2 separate regions of the Homo sapiens genome follow, and region 1 is linked to region 2. The links are chromatin contacts, found by Hi-C in ENCODE. All regions are on one chromosome and are shown on one strand. Each heading gives the region's core, a stretch centred on a gene start or an enhancer-like site at or near the end of the contact. The rest is flanking DNA. Distances are from core to core; before and after follow the strand shown.

Region 1 (5,014 bases), core at 1,421-3,920, 2.3 Mb before region 2:
CCACAATGATCCTCCAGGCAGGACAGGCTAAGGGTGCTTCAGAGCTCGCAGAACCAGCGTGTCTTTCTAAGAATGCTTCTGGGACGGCCCCGTCTTGGTGGTGATTAGCAGCTGTCCCGTGATTGCACGTAACCTGAAAACAGAACCTATAAGGGAAATGAATGCCTGGTGCCCTTGGTTGGGGGACCTTGCTGTTCATGCACACGGTGGAGAGCTAGCTGGGGGCCACGCCAGAACCCCCTTCTACCTGATAAAGCCTTAGAATTGTGGACATATTGCAGTCTGCTGGAAGCGCTTAGAGCAGGAAAGGGCAATGGGAGTGGTGGGGTCTTTACCTGTGTGTTTCTCCCAAGGTTGAGTGTGTTTCTGAGTGATCCCGCCAGGCTCCTGGGCAACATGGACACTTTCCTCCCCAATGCCTTGCATTCTTCCGCTCCCAGACCAATGGCCCAGGGAGATGGAGCAAGATGGTAGCCTCATGGCCAGGTCCCTGGAGCCAAAGTTTTAAACAGTGATATTACAATGTTACTGCCTTGTGTGGATTTCACATACTTCCTTTTAAAGAACTGTCACATTCCCTACCATATAGCTCCAAGAGCTTCTGTGGTGAGATCATTAGGAGGAAGGACTGTTTTTAAAGGTGAAAACTCTGACGCTCCAGGAGGACACGCTGTCTCCCCAGGTCCATCCATCGTGTGTGTGTGTGTGTGTGTGGCGGGTAGGGGAGAGGTGCTGCGGCTCGAATGTTGGTTTCTGCCATAACCATAATTGAGAGTGAAAAACCCGGGCCCTGGGAGAAAGAAGCCAGTCCTGGTTCTGAGTGTCAGCGGCAGTGCAGATGAGCTCACCCGGGGACCAGAGCCATTTAGAGGATTTGCAGATGGAACTTCCCCTCGGGGTCCAACTGTGAGTCACTGTGGTTCCTGTCCCTGCAGCGGGCTCCATCTCCAGGCCTCCCACTTCACCCTGGGACATTATGGTCGCTGGTCAGACCTCATGACTCACTTGGACTCTTGAGCCACCTCTGGGGGTGGAGTCTCTCTCCTGGCATCTGGACCCTTGGTGCTATCGACGAAGCTTGGCTGGCGCTCTTAGCTGCTATGTGCAAGACGTGTGTCCCAGGGAAAGCCCCTCTCTCTCTGCAGAGGTCAAGTGAAAGCCACGGCCGCAGCCAACAGAGTTCAAAATGCAGGCTTGGAAAGTCCAGGGGGCTCTGTGGAGGTGAGACAGCCACAGGCTGAGCTTTCTGAGCCCTTGGGGTGAGTTTGGCTGTGATACCTGAGAGATGGGGGAACTAACAAGCGCCGGGTTGCAGTGTCGTCCCATGCAGAGGAGCGAGCAGAGTTCACCCAAAAGGCCAACGGCTGGCAGGGTGTCACGTTTCCCACCACACCCGGGGCTCAGCCTCTGCTGTCATTTCTCCTCCTTGGTTTTCATCTTCTAAGGGAAGAAATAGTGTCATCTTTTCTCAACCTGTCAGTCTCACACCTGCCTGGAGCCCCTGGCAGTGAGACACCCAGTGCTGTTTAATCTGATGTCATCTCTGTTGATTGTCTGTTTTAGAAACCAGGTAGCAAGAGGGACTTTCTGAGGATTAAAAAAAAAAAAGTAAATCCCCAAACTATTTCGGGGAGGTTTTTTTTTTTTTAACCTCCTGTTTTTTAGTTTCATTATTTCTTTTTCTCTTACATACACTCTTTTTTAATTAAGAAAAATTAATTTTTTAAATTAAAAAAGACCAAATGCACCCCTTGGGTTGAGGAGTTATGAGAGCAATGTTTAGGGTAAAGGTCAAAGGTGAGATGGATGTCACTGGGTCTTGGGCATGGGTACCCACCTGCTGGCAAACATAAGAGAGGCCATACGAGAGTGGGGAAAGAAGGGTTACTGAAAAATGCATATGAGCTTGTTTTCTCTAATGATGTTTATTTGTTGTCTATCAGGAGATTAGTCCTGAGAGACTGACACCAGAGCCACCTGACGAATGTGGGTGCTCAGAGCCTTGGACTCGATGACCTACCTCTCCTGCCTCCCACCTGACTCCTGAAGTAGGGGAGTGTATTAACAGTCACAGGCCTCAGTTTACCTGCTTTCAGCCTCTGCCCTTCCCGAGAGGGTTGAAGCTGACTTGCTGCATCGCAGTTTTGTCCTTTAGTTCATCAGCTCTGGAACTTTCCACTTCTGGTGTTTTTGGTTTCCAAACAGAGGATTGAGGACGTATGAGAGCAATGTTTAGAGTAAGGTCAAAGATGAGGTGGATCTAACTGGGCCTTGGGCATGGGCGCCTACCTGTCAGACTCTGTCCTTCTCAGACAGCTGCCCAGGCAGGAGCTGCCTCTTGGGACAGTGAGTGGGCCATCTCCATTGAGAGAGTAGGGGGACAAAGGGAAAAGGCAGGGACTGGGTCACTCCTGGGGATGCTGTTTGACATAGACCATGAGGGTCAGCCCCACTGGGCCTGGCTGACCTGGTAGATGGGTAGGTCTAGGGTATGAACATGGATATTAGTTGGCCAGGGTGTGAGAACTTGTGTGAAAGGGTCGGCCCCTGGGTGACTCAGTCTCCTAGCAAACTATAAAAGGGAAGTGACTCATTTCCAGCCCTGAACAAGAACTCCTAAGGCTAGGCCGCCAGCACCTGTCTGGGACGTGGTTAGTTATTAACGCTGCCAGTAAGAGTGTCATGGGAACCAAACGCAGGCCTAGATGCCTGGAGGCAACTTGGCTTTTCACAGCTTGCAACTGTCCACTCACCTTCCCTTGCTGTGGCTCCTCTCTGCCTGACCCCAAATGCAGAGGAGCCCCTTGAACTCTTAGTTGCTGGTGGCTCCCCAGGTGCCTCTTGAGGGTGCAAATTCCACAGGGGTTGGGGAAGGGGGAAAAAGAAATGGGTTGGTCAGGGGAAATCACAACTTTTTTTTCTTTTTTTGTCCTGTTTAGAAGATCAGGTTCAAGTTGCCAGCCAGACTCTGGGCTTCCAGGAGGAGTGGGCTGTGGATGGCCTGGCCTCATTTGCATGTCCCTCTCCTCCCGGCCCTGCAGGTGCCACCTCCTGAGTCCTGGTTCCTGCGGCTCCGTCGAATCTGCAGTGAAGGCCTTTGGGAAGCGTGGGTTATGTGGGTCCAGGGGTCCCATCCTCCCGTGGAGGCCCTTGACCTGAGGATCACTAACTCACACCCCACCGACTTCCGGCCCCCAACAAGGGCAGTGTTCCTCTTGCTCCATTCTGCTCTGAAGTCCCCCAAACCGCTTCCTGGGGCTGCTTAGTGAAATACAAGGCTCATCTCTGAGGACCTCTACAGGGCTGGTGAGTTGAGCCAGGAGTTCAAATCTGCTCTGCCTTCTCCTTTCTTTCTCCACGTCTGGAAAAGTACAGAATGGGCAGCTTCTCCTCTCAGATCCCAAAAGGCATGTTTTACTGCTCCTGGGGGAGGCTCAGCCTGGGCACAAGCTATGTCTACTCCTGCCAGGGCCCTGCCCCTCCACTTCCAAACTGTCAAGCAGGAGGAGGGAGGATGATTGAACAGAAAGACACAGGAGTTTTAGTGAGTCAGGCTCCCCAGTGTCCAAAAAGGGACCCAGGGCCCAGGGGGAAGAGACATCCCTGGTATTTGTTGCCACCTTTGTAAAACCCTCAAGTGCTGGCAGGCAGCACAGAGGGAGTGGCGATGCCACTTGCCTGCCTAGTCTATGGGAGGAATTGGGACATGTGCTCCCTGGGTGGCCCTGAGCAAGCCATCGAACTGCTCCCCCAGAGTTTTCCCCATCTGTAAAGTGGGAATAATAACAACACCTGTCCTGCTTACTTGACAGGGTTTATGTGAGGCCGGCTGAGATCACTGAGCATGTGACAGGGCTTTGGGAGTGGTTAAGGGCCACCCAGATCGGGGTTGAGGCACCGGGGTGCTTATGGTGATTAGCAGCAGAGCAAGGCCTGAGGTCTGTGCTCCCCAGGGAGGGTGGCTTTACAGGCACCCACCTGCGGCTTAAGAGCTTCTTGGGCCTCCCACGGCTGATAAATCACCACCGGGTGGGTGTGCTTTGTCTGGGCTCCAGCATGAGCAGACAGCCTGCCCTTGGCAGCTGCAGAGAGCAGCTCCTCTGCCTTCTCTCCCTTTCTTAGTGGGTTGGGCAGGCGCAAAAATAGATCCCAGAACCCCATCTCTTAGGTTTTGCCAAGGGACCCTCCAACTGCTCATCTAGACATTCTGGTGGCATGGAGTTCCTTTCTCAGGTCACATAACCATTGGGGGTGCTGATTTAGGTGTCTCCTGGCATAGGATTTGCCCTGGTTTATCACCTGCTGCTTCTGCTGCTGCTTTTTAAAAAAATTGAAGATGGGGTCTCACCATGTTGCCCAGGCTGGTCTTGAACTCCCAAGCTCAAGTGATTCTCCCACCTCAGCCTCCTCAGTAGCTGGGATTACAGGCTCATGCGACCATGCCCTGCTTGTCACCTTGCCATCAAAGAAGAGAGACTTGCAGAAGAGTGTCAGATTCTATCCCATAGTGCAGTATACCAAGGAGGTGGTCTGCAAATGGCCATTGAATATACAAATAGTCTCAGACTTAGCATTTTCTTTCTCATGGTTTATTTTGCTTTGTATAGTTCCATGCATTTGTTGAAAGGAGGAAGATTGAGATTTAAAGGAACATCCCTAGTGGGATAATACCCATCTGCTTAGTGCCTTTTCAGTGCTCAGCACTGTGCTAAGTTATTTGAGTACAGTCTTTGTTCTCATATTTAATAAAATCAGACTCTTTTTGACCACCTCATTCCATCTCCCATTCAGACCCACAACATCCTCCCAGCCTGTCCAGATAGGTGCTTTCTGCTTGGACACTTTAATGATGGAGAATTTTATCTCTCCTGAGGCCACCCATTCTAACATTGGCAACTGCAGTTGTTGGGAAGTTCATCCGTTTAGGGAGTGTCCATCTGCCTTTGGATACTTCCATCTGTAGGTCCTGGGCAATGAACAGGGGATGAGAGTATGGCATTATGGCTGAATTGTG
Region 2 (4,492 bases), core at 279-2,778:
TGCCTCCCACATTTCTTTTTTTTTACCTTTGTTTTCCCAGCTTCTCCAAATACTTTTTTTTTTTTTCCTTTTGAGACAGAGTCTCACCCAGGCCGGAGTGCAGCGGCATGGTCTCGGCTCACTGCAGCCTCCGCTTCCCGGGTTCCAGCGATTCTCCTGCCTTAGCCTCCCAGGTGGCTGGAATTACAGGTGCGTGCCACCACGTCCAGCTAATTTTGTATTTTTTAGTAGAGACAGGGTTTCACCACGTTGGCCAGGCTGGTCTCAAACTCCTGACCTCAGGTCATCCACCCGCCTCAGCCTCCCAAAGTGCTAGGATTACAGGCTGAGCCACCGTGCCCGGCCACTTCTTTAAATACTTAATGATCAATAGCACTTCTAGAAAATACTAGCTTGCTATTTAACAAAGGGTCTCGAAATGATCATTTGCGCTATTTACTGATTAAAAAATAGCAATACTTCAACTTTGGGCAGCATCAGGTCTGCTTATTGCCCCAGGTTGGCCATTGGTAATTGTGTTTTCTTCTTCCGTCCCTCCATGTCTGTCACTCTTTAGGCAGATAACTCCCGAGTTGGAGGTTTCCTCCTACATAAAAAGGGATCTGATGTCCTCCTGATATCCTAAAAATCTTTGGTTCTGGAATTGGCGGCTAGCAGAGGCTAGCTCTGTCCTTAACCCGGCCCCTATGACTAGCCTCCCTTCCCCAGGCCAACTAGTGTCAGAAAGAATCAACCAGCAGCACAATAAATAATTGATCTTCAACATGTGCTTCTAATTCAAATAAAGGGCATTTAACCACAGTGAGTATCGCATGTGACTGAAGTATTTTATGTGGAAAGTTGAAGATTTCTGATAACTTGCTGTAAAGAAGTTTTCACAGTGACTAAATCTCCAGGGGCCCTTTCTGTCTCAAGTTCAGGTTACTTAGACAGTGATTAAAGACCTTTCATTGGCCCCTGTGGTAAATGATAGCATAGAGGAAAAAAAAAAAAAAAACAAAAACCAGCATTCTTTGGCTATGTAATTTAGCAAGACTTAATCTATTTGTTTGAGTTTTCATCCATCAGGCTTGCTGAAATACTTTAAATAATTAACCTGTTTCTCTGCAGCCTGAAGCGTCCCCAGAGTTTCCACTCCAGGCCTGAGATGAGTGATTACCCAGCACAGATTGTCTTATTTATTTGGAAGACTCTCCAGCTCAGTCCAGCTGCTTTTTCTTGGGACAGCAGACAGACCCTGGACATGGTATCCTTTTACGTTACAATATTTACAAAGTAGAATAAATCAATGAGACCCAACAGGAAAAGGCCATAGTTTATTTTATTCATTCTATTTTTGTTTTTTCTACCATCCCTGCTAGGTGCTCAGCAACTCAATCTATTGAATTTCAAAACATGTAGAGGTGTCGACATAAGTCTCAAAACTCTGCACAGAGAATCCCAAACCACAAGCTTGGACATTTCCAAGGAAAGAAGCACAGGGTGGCAGGATGAGGCAAGAGGCTGCTTACTCCAAGCCAAATCTCATGACCCAACCGCATAGTCATAAGAGGAGTGCGTTCAGTTGCTTTAGGAAACCAAGAGCAGTGAAAGAAAACACTTGGGAATTTACTGGTAGATAAGGTTTTTCTGATTGAAGAAAAGGTACAAAGTAATGCAGACCAATGATGGTTTCTGGGCAGCATTATGATTATGTCTTTTTAGGAAAATGCCCCTTCTAGGGGACCTCACTTGCTGTCTGCCCACAGATTTATCTGGACTGAATCTCGGTTACTAGTTTTTGCTTTCAAAGACCTCCTATCTAGGGGAACATTTGAAAGGAATTTACCAAGTGCTTCCCTGCTGCATAATCTGTGTGTTCTGTGTTAACACTAACTTGCATTTTGCATGTGGAGCCAGAAGCTCTCTTCTCGGGAGCCTGGGTCATACTGCTCCTTTAAAAATGAAAGTGAGAGAGAGAGAGAGGCCACGCTGATTTTAGAATTGAGTCAGGGCTTTGTGATTTATAGAGTACGCAGGGTGAATAGGCGTGGTTTCTAGATATCCACAGGCAAGTCTTACCTTAAAAGACACAGGACTTTGCACACGCCTTACAGAACATTCAGAACAGAAGAATCAAGGCTTGTAACTGATGAGACTAATAGATAGAATATATTAAACTGAGTAGAATCTGGTGCCTAAAAATTTACATAAAAGTGGCCCAGAGAATCCACTCAGCACATGTCCTGGCCCACTCAGAAATGATGAAATACAAATATTTAAAGAAAAATCTGGATTCCTTTGTGTGTATTAAAAATCCTCTCAAATATTCTAAATGGATGAAGTTTGGTCTTGGTGAGGGATAGAGGGTCTGAGACAGTATTAGCAGTTTTATTTTTTGCCCAAGTTGTACAGTGCCTGCTTTATCCAGGTTTCTGTGGATTTTATGTTGGGGGGAAGAAAGAAGCAAAAGAGCAGTGGGCCTGGTTAATCCTTTTATCAAGGTCACTCCACCACCAGCATCTCAGAGGGATTTCCAGGCCAAAAGCAATCCTTTGTGTGTGTGTCTTACGATAGTGGCATGTCCTCAACTCCTTTGAAAGTATGAGGTCAGGAGTTCGAGACCAGCCTGGCCAACATGGTGAAACGCTGTCTCTACTAAAAATACAAAAATTAGCTGGGTGTGGTGCAGGCCTGTAATCCCAGCTACTGGGGAGGCTGAGGCAGGACAATGGCTTGAACCTAGGAGGCAGAGGTTGCAGTGAGCTGAGATCATGACACTGCACTCTAGCCTGGGCAACAGAGCAAGACTGTCTCAAAAAAAAAAAAAAAAGAAAGAAAGAAAGAAAAAAGCAAGAAAGAAAGCTAGCTGTTTCCACAGTGATCAACTCCATCAACTGTCATGGACAAGTACAAGTTGGACCTAAGCTGTGCATCGTTTTTTTTTTTTTTAAACCAGGCTTGTTTCCTGGATAATTTCCCTTAGATATATTGCTGTGTCAATTAGAAATCATATTTATTTTCACTTATGAAAAAGACGTCTGGAGATGTGCAATCTAGGGCTGCAGTCTTTCTTACCTTTCTATTTTCCCTTGTAGGGGGTGTCCTTGATTTGCATTCTTACAAGGTGGCTTCAAGAGCATAAGCTACCAAGTTAGAGGTCCAGATGGAGAGAAAGGTGAGCAGGGAGAGGAACAGGGCATGAGCCAGCCAAGTCAGCTTAAAAGCTTTCATAAAAGCCGCACCCATAGATTCCTGCTAACATCTTATGTGCCAGAACTATGCCAGTTAACCCTACCCTCCAGCAACCTGCATCGGGACTGGAAATACAGCTGTATTTTTTTTTTTTATAAACCCGAACACATTGTTTTCCAATTAGGAATTTGTTAGGGAAAAGAAGATGATGGGAGAGTCGATGAAATGGAAATTTAAAAAATCCACCTTACTATGTTATTGTGGGGATTAAATCCATGCATCAATCACTTGATAATACTCACTAATCTGGTGGCACATGAAAATAATATTTTCTTCTCTCTCCTTAGTCTTACTCACTTCTCCAGGGCCCCCTTCAGAAACTATAGCACATGGTAGAGCAATACCTTGATGCCACAATTCATTTTAAATCTATTTAACTTCATTGAATAATTTCATTTTGGGGGAAAAAGTGGATGGCATAAGAAAAAATATTCAACCAACTTCTCGTTATTGGCAGGGCATTTGAAACTAGAATTGCCATTTTACATAGAACCTGCTTGTGATACTTACAGAAGCAACTAATTTTTACTTCAGATATACCTGTTGTACAAGCTGTTAAAAAACCCATAAAAATGCTTTACAATGCTGCCTATGTTCTCTTTCTATGAAGCAGCATTCTTATTTTTGGTGCACTGTACCCAATTCTGACCACATCAGCAAAGAGAACTTATACCACTGAAAATATAGGTATATGCACACAGTTTTTGCATTATTTTAAGATCTTTATTATTAAGTAACTCACTGGGGTTGTCAAAGTATGTTATAAAATTACACAGATAATTAGAGATATATGTTACATAGAAATGCTGATTTTACACTCTCTTCTGAGTACAAGCATTTGATTACAGAGGCTCATAGCACAACAAAATGTATTTCACGGGACACTGATGCCCCTATTCTGATATTGACAAGGCAAACATCAGCGGTAGCAGAGTCAACAAAGCAAAGCAAGATGAAATGAAACTAGATGTAGGTAAAACAAGCTAAAAATATTTTTAAGTGTTTTTGTTTATTGTCATGGTGGCTGTTTTCTACTTACAAGATTGCAGTACTCTAATTTAGCCAAGTAATTGCTGCTGTAAAATCCAAATCTACAGAGCGCACAATTTTTTAAATGGAGTGTGCATTCCTCAAGCAAGACTAAAAACAATCTTACTTGGGTCTCTAATATTAAGCTTCAGAACAGTTTTGCAACTTTTGACCTGAACAAATCTCTTATCCATAAAACAAGAGGAATAAAAGATTGCATACGTGCATT

What was found. A loop is a pair of places that touch in the nucleus more often than their neighbours do. Pooled maps may share reads with other maps.
Region 1: a loop to region 2 is called in a map with no recorded cell type, with 9 times the contacts of the local background. The contact joins two enhancer-like sites. A Hi-C loop is called at or near these places in 2 of 37 single-sample maps with no recorded cell type and 4 of 50 pooled maps.

What each region holds. Positions count from the first base shown.
Region 1 is chr17:72,418,992-72,424,005 of GRCh38, reverse strand. It overlaps LINC00673 (long intergenic non-protein coding RNA 673), which reads left to right. Exons shown (of 4, transcript NR_152516.1): 3 at 2,940-3,306. Among named protein-coding and RNA genes, the nearest start is that of LINC02003, 79 kb to the right of the region's middle. RefSeq lists enhancers at 817-1,126, 1,207-1,616, 2,230-2,359, 2,410-2,469, 1,860-3,059. Within about 2 kb of position 2,670, at least 15 of the 41 ENCODE cell types and tissues checked have a DNase peak (open chromatin) inside an H3K27ac peak, as active enhancers do.
Region 2 is chr17:70,135,052-70,139,543 of GRCh38, reverse strand. LOC105371882 (a long non-coding RNA gene) reads left to right here. Exons shown (of 4, transcript XR_934953.3): 4 at 1,111-1,307. It overlaps KCNJ16 (potassium inwardly rectifying channel subfamily J member 16), which reads right to left. Exons shown (of 4, transcript NM_170741.4): 4 at 3,936-4,492. Among named protein-coding and RNA genes, the nearest start is that of KCNJ2-AS1, 32 kb to the left of the region's middle. Within about 2 kb of position 1,528, at least 21 of the 41 ENCODE cell types and tissues checked have a DNase peak (open chromatin) inside an H3K27ac peak, as active enhancers do.